Linked DNA regions of Homo sapiens: region 1 is linked to region 2. The links are chromatin loops, found by intact Hi-C in ENCODE. Cell type or tissue: GM12878. All regions are shown on one strand. Links, peaks and the distances in the headings refer to the core of each region. The heading gives the core; the rest is flanking DNA.

Region 1 (2,920 bases), core at 215-2,714, 99 kb before region 2:
TCATTGAAACACTCGGTGAAATCAGGGTAAAATCAACTAAAGGAAAAATAGTTGTTTCATTCATTTGAACTTAAACCAACTAAAGTAGTACTCATGTCATTACGATGCAGCAAATACGAGACCTCTTTCTACAAAGATTAGCACAACCAACAAATTAGGGGATATAGCAAAACAGAGCCAAAAACGGTAAGAAATCAATTAAGTATGTTACAGCTTAACCCTTTACCTCAATAGTTTTTAAAAAATAAGCAAAGCCTCCCAATCCCAAACAATACGAATACATCTTCATCACCAATTTGTACTTGTATTTCTTATTCTTGAGGTTAGATTCTAAACCCTAAAGATATCCAAACTCGTATTAGATCTACTTATCTATAGCCAGAGACGGCAGCCAAGGTTATTAAAATGTCTTTTCTAGGCAGGGCGCGGTGGCTCACGCCTGTAAATCCCAGCTGTTAGGGAGGCCGAGGCGGGCGGATCACAAGGTCAGGAGATCGAGACCATCCTGGCTAACACAGTGAAACCCCGTCTCTACTAAAAATACAAAATATTAGCCGGGCGAGGTGGCGGGCGCCTGTAGTCCCAGCTGCTCGGGAGGCTGAGGCAGGAGAATGGCGTGAACCCGGCAGACGGAGCTTGCAGTGAGCCAAGACCGCGCCACTGCACTCCAGCCTGGGCGACAGAGCAAGACTCCGTCTCAAAAAAAAAAAAAAAAAAAAGTATTTTCTCCAGGAAGATCCAATAGGAAAAAAAAAAAAAAAAAGAAACCTCGCTGATTAGGCTCCAACCATACTCCACCCTCCATGAGATTGACTGGATGGGCATCATGGAAACCAGAACACGTGGTTTCCAAACAAGAAAAATCCTATGAAGGATGGGAGGAGGGGAGAGGAAGGATTCAGCCAGTGTCCAGACTGAAATTGAGTAATATCAGTTTCACTCATCTTCACACGTCTTCAGGTTGCATGTTCATGGAGTAGTTTAGGAATAAATCCATGGTTTGTGGAGTACTAAAATACCTAGTGGTCTGCTGTATTACATTAAGGCCTTCCCCAGCAGCTTCCAAGGCAGCCTCCAAGTCACTGGCAGGAGAATTTGGCTGGAAGTGCATGCAGGACTGCAGAGATTCCTCTCCACAGTTATAGAAGGGACTGTTCCAGGCCTGATTGTTCCAGGATTGGGTGCACCAGGTCTGAGTGTTCCAGGAGTGGTTGCTCCAGGACTGGATGTTCTGGGTCTGGTTGCTCCAGGTTGAATTGTTCCAGGTCTGGTTGCTCCACATTGGAAGGTTCCCAGTCGGGTTCACCAGGCATCCCTGGTGGTAGGAAGAGTAGAGGCTGGGGTAGGTAGGTGCTGAGGCCTTCTGCGTCACACCATTGCTATTCTTCGGCCAGTTGTTTTTCTGCCACCTCTTAGATTTCATTCTCTGGTTCTGGAACCAGGTCTTCACCTGTTTGTAGCTGAGGTTCAGGATGTTGGAGAGTTCTTGCATCTGCTGGAGGCTGAGGTATTTCTGTCTCTGAAATCTATCATTGAGTACACACAGCTGGGTGGAAGAGAACACAGTTCTGGTCTTCTGTTTCTTGACCGGGACCTTGTCTTCCTTTTTTGCGACACTATTCTCTGCAGAAGTGGGTTGTTTGCCTTTGGGACTGGTGGAAGAATCAGGGCTGTCCTGAATAAGCAGATCCATGGAGGAAGGAAGAGGAGAGACAGTCTCTGTGTGAGGCATCTCAGCAGAAGACATTTGCAAGGATGGATAGTTTTCTTCAGGCCCACAAATCACAGGCATAGGTGAAGATTCTTTACAGTCGGATTCTTCAAAGCAAGGCAAGCTTTGGGGACAAGCTGGATCCACACTCATGTTAGTATAGAGGAAGAGGAGGAAAAAATTTAAGAGGTGGACTGGAAAAAAGGTTAAGGCAGCTTTAAGACTTTTCTGGAAGATGTTAGAGAAATAGGACCTCCAGAAGGAAAAGTATCAAGAAATTGGGATAAAGTGAGTTGCCTGCATAATAACATGAGGCAACCAGCTCAGTCCAGCAGAACGTTAAAATCCTGGCAAGATGTGCTTTGTTAAACAGATGCTTGAAGGCAGCATGCTGGTTAAGAGTCATCACCACTCCCTAATCTCAAGTACCCAGGGACACAAACACTGCTGAAGGCCGCAGGGACCTCTGCCTAGGAAAGCCAGAGACCTTTGTTCACGTGTTTATCTACTGACCTTCTCTCCACTATTATTCTATGACCCTGCCACATCCCCCTCTCTGAGAAACACCCAAGAATGATCAATAAATACTAAAAAAAAAAAAAAAAGAAAATATAACTGGACAAAAACAGGTAACGGTGGAAAGCCACTACCCAATTCCATTTTCCCCTTGACACTCTCTTTCAACTTATCCTCAATGTAATAGAAGTTTGACTGCAGAGTGGCATCTTGGACTGCCCACGTTTCCTGGTCAGTGTTGGGCAGGGGAAGCTGTCTGCCTTCCTAACAGCTCACCCAGAGGGCACTCACTGCGGCGCTCCCAGCAGTCTTGCCATCTACCTGACGCCCCCACCTGGGCACCAGCTCCTGAGTTCTCCTTGCTCAGCTTTGCTTGGTCAGAAAACAAGAAGGACAATTCATCTGGGAAGGGATAAATAGGCAGCTGGCAAGAGAGAGCAAGCTAGTTACTACTGATAAGGGAGGGTGGGTGTGGGAAGGAAAGCGAGACAGGCAAATTGGGAATTCTTTGTGTCATGAACCCTCTTGAGAATTGATTAAAAGCTACCAAGGCTTTCTCCAGAACACAACCATATGCATATGTGCACACAATTTTGCATTCATTTCATGAGTTCCCATCTCACTTTCACACAAACATACCTCTTGTTCTAAAAACAAACTCTAGAAGCTATAAGCTTCCAAATCTTACTAACC
Region 2 (2,920 bases), core at 309-2,808:
TTAGCAGTAGCTCATTAGCAGTGTGTAGAAGTAAATGTATAATATACCTTTGTTTAATGATATTTCTTTATTAATCAATGTTGTAAAGAAGATTAGTAAAATGATTGTCTTTCTAAATAAAGATGTATGTAATTACTAAAAATAATTACAGCATGTGTCACAATAAAGTAATACTTTTAATTATAGTTGTATTGGTTTTGTAGGTTTGTTTTTATTTAGTCTTTACATTTGTTTTGGTTGTATAGTTGTATAAAACCTATAGATAAAGGAATTCATGGCTAATTTTACAGTTTTACATGTATAAGTATAATAACATAAGAAAATAATGCTGATCAAAACTGGACAACTCTAAGAATTTTTTTTTTTTTTTTTTTTTTTTTTTTTTTTTTTTACTTTTAAGGCCAAAAACCCTGAGAAATGCTATACTAGAGTAAACTGCTTTCTTTGCAGAGTGTTTCAGACTATATTATTACCAAAAGTAATGTGCAATTCTGGCTGAAAATTTAATACGTTTAGTTTCTATTGAAGAACTGGGATAGGTTTGTGAGCTTAATTATTATTGACAAGGGTGATGATGATAATGGTGAGGATTATTCTGCAAATCTAAAGGTGATGTTCCTACTCCCCATCGATAGCATGTACACTTTTCATACTTACCCACCGACAAAATTTTCATCCAGCTATGATATATAACATGCCTTTGCAAATTTTCATTACAAAATGAACAATACTTATCTGATTATTTTAGAAAGTTGAAGTGAGGAACAAAGGAATGTATGACAATTGTTAAAGAGCAAACTTCTATGGCTATACAAATGATATTATTTCATTGTGAATAATCTCAGATAATAAATAATCTCATCTGCTCTTTCAGTTTTGTTTTTGTGTAGGTGATCAGGTATAGGTTACAAGAAATTGGGTATAGGAAGCTCATTATTTCTTGGCTATAATAATATAATGTTGCTGAAACATGCTTGTTTTTAGAGGCTGCATATCACTAGAACTTTGGCACCATTCAGAGGATCAATGAAGCCTTCAAAGCAAAAAATACTATTTCCCTTCTTTGATAAATATAAAGCATATTGGTATAGATGGCACAATGCAAAACAAAGACTACAACTCCTGGAGCTGTAGCCCACATTACAGAAAGAACTGAAACTGAGAACTCTAGCTTTACCACCTGAGCTTCTGCCCTTGAATTGATATTAAGTAACCATATCACTCATAGCCTTTAATCTCCCTTGCTGATACCTTTTAATTTTTAAACAGCTCTACTTTACAAATCATATCCTCTTTCATGTGTTCTCTCAGCTAAAAAATTAATTTTGCAAGCAAAGTATCTAAACAGTAAGCATAGTAAGAATGAAACAGGTTAAAGCTCATTAGCAGCAGGGAGCAGATGTAGTAAAACTCTGCCAGTTCCCCTACATTTCCTTCTCAGCAGGGACTGGGCACCAAGCTGTGAGTTAGTTCTACAGCACAATGCTTGGCTGCTGTTTCAGCAATTGCGCCTCTACTGCTTCAAGTATAATACTAAGAATTCACTTTGATTTTTGATGTTTCTTTACAATAATAGTGTCTAAAAGGACCCTGCAGAGCTAAACGGTAACACTAAGCTCCAAGTGCCAGCTAATCAGAAAACTATAAAAATGTAATTGATAAGAAAATAATTACAGATTATAAAGTCAGTGTATCTTTAAAAATATTAACTTCTTGACAAACAGAGGCTTCAAGTCTGGATGAACTCAGTAACTGCTCAAGTTAAACTTCCTTCATATGTCATGTAATATCTAACATTCAGTAGCATGATTGTTACACAACAGATAAAAGATACTGTGTAAGGATCAAAGTGATACACTTATTATGATGTTAAAATAAAAGCAAATGAATTCTGTTATAAAAAACATAATTTCAAATTATTAGGCTAGGATTTCTTCCTTCATATACAATGTTAAAATAGAACCATCTTTGGGAAGACAGAATTTCAATCAAGTTAAGATGCCTATATATGTCAATATTAGCAAGGCTTTATTAAAATGTTCTTTTCTAAACATTAAAATCCTTTTCTAGGGCTAAAAGTAGTACTTAGATGTTAGAAAACACTGTTAGAGAGATGATCATCAGTATGAATTCACCTGCTAGACCGTATGTCCACGACAGATTTCTAGGACATAATTTATTCAGAAAAATGAACATGGACTATAAAATCCAATTCATGGAGTTTCCAACAAATCAGACTGCAACAGATGTAAATGTAACAATCAATAAATTTATCTGCTTATTCTTAAAACTCTGTAAATTACTTTCAAAGCTGATGCTATATGTTTGTTTACTGTGTTTCTGTAGATTCAGTTTTGCGATGGTTTCATTCAGCCAAGTCTGATAGACAGGATGCTTTTAGAAGAATGACATTAACAGTGTTCCAAGAAAGCTACTCTAAATCCTTCAAAGAAAGAAAAAGAAACTCCTTAGAAGTGCAATTACTGGGAGACTGGGAATGCATATTCTGAGCATTCTGAGCTTCTAAAATAAACTCATAATCCTCCCACTGAAAAGTAATAGGATTGGCCTCAAAGCCTGTAGCAGAGCTAAACCTCCAAGTAGGGGTTAACTCTCCCATTTCATGAAAATTCAAATGGCAAGGTCAAAAGGATCATTATACAGTGAAGACGTTGACCTAAAAAAAAAAAGTTGGCCTATATACTAAGGTTGATTGATTGCTTTGAATTCCTTGATCCATTTTCCATTGTAAAAAGAGGAAAACTGGGTTTCCTGACATGTCTCCTCTGAAGCAAACATTTTTGTTTATCTTCAGATGCAACTAGGTTCCAAGGGTTTATACTAATTAGAGCATGCCCTTAGAAGCCTGGGTTAATTTTTCAAACTCAGTAGGTTATATGTTACATTGGAAGTCATGGTA

Evidence for each region. Peaks named below come from ENCODE experiments on the same cell type or tissue, not always from the same donor. Only the 100,000 strongest peaks of a DNase experiment are listed, where the experiment ranks them.
Region 1: a loop joins it to region 2, with 2.4 times the contacts of the local background. A loop is called at or near these places in 2 of 110 quality-filtered maps.

What each region holds. Positions count from the first base shown.
Region 1 is chr15:35,083,247-35,086,166 of GRCh38, forward strand. It overlaps NANOGP8 (Nanog homeobox retrogene P8), which reads right to left and starts at 2,049. Exons shown (of 1, transcript NM_001355281.2): 1 at 164-2,049. The coding sequence starts at 1,864. The coding sequence ends at 947. The region is part of intron 1 of LOC105370765 (a long non-coding RNA gene); the gene reads right to left. In GM12878, for the core only: no CTCF peak of the experiment used is centred there; no DNase peak of the experiment used is centred there.
Region 2 is chr15:35,181,866-35,184,785 of GRCh38, forward strand. It overlaps a transcript of DPH6 not described here. Among named protein-coding and RNA genes, the nearest start is that of NANOGP8, 98 kb to the left of the region's middle. RefSeq lists an enhancer at 958-1,938. In GM12878, for the core only: no CTCF peak of the experiment used is centred there; a DNase peak (open chromatin) is centred at 1,266.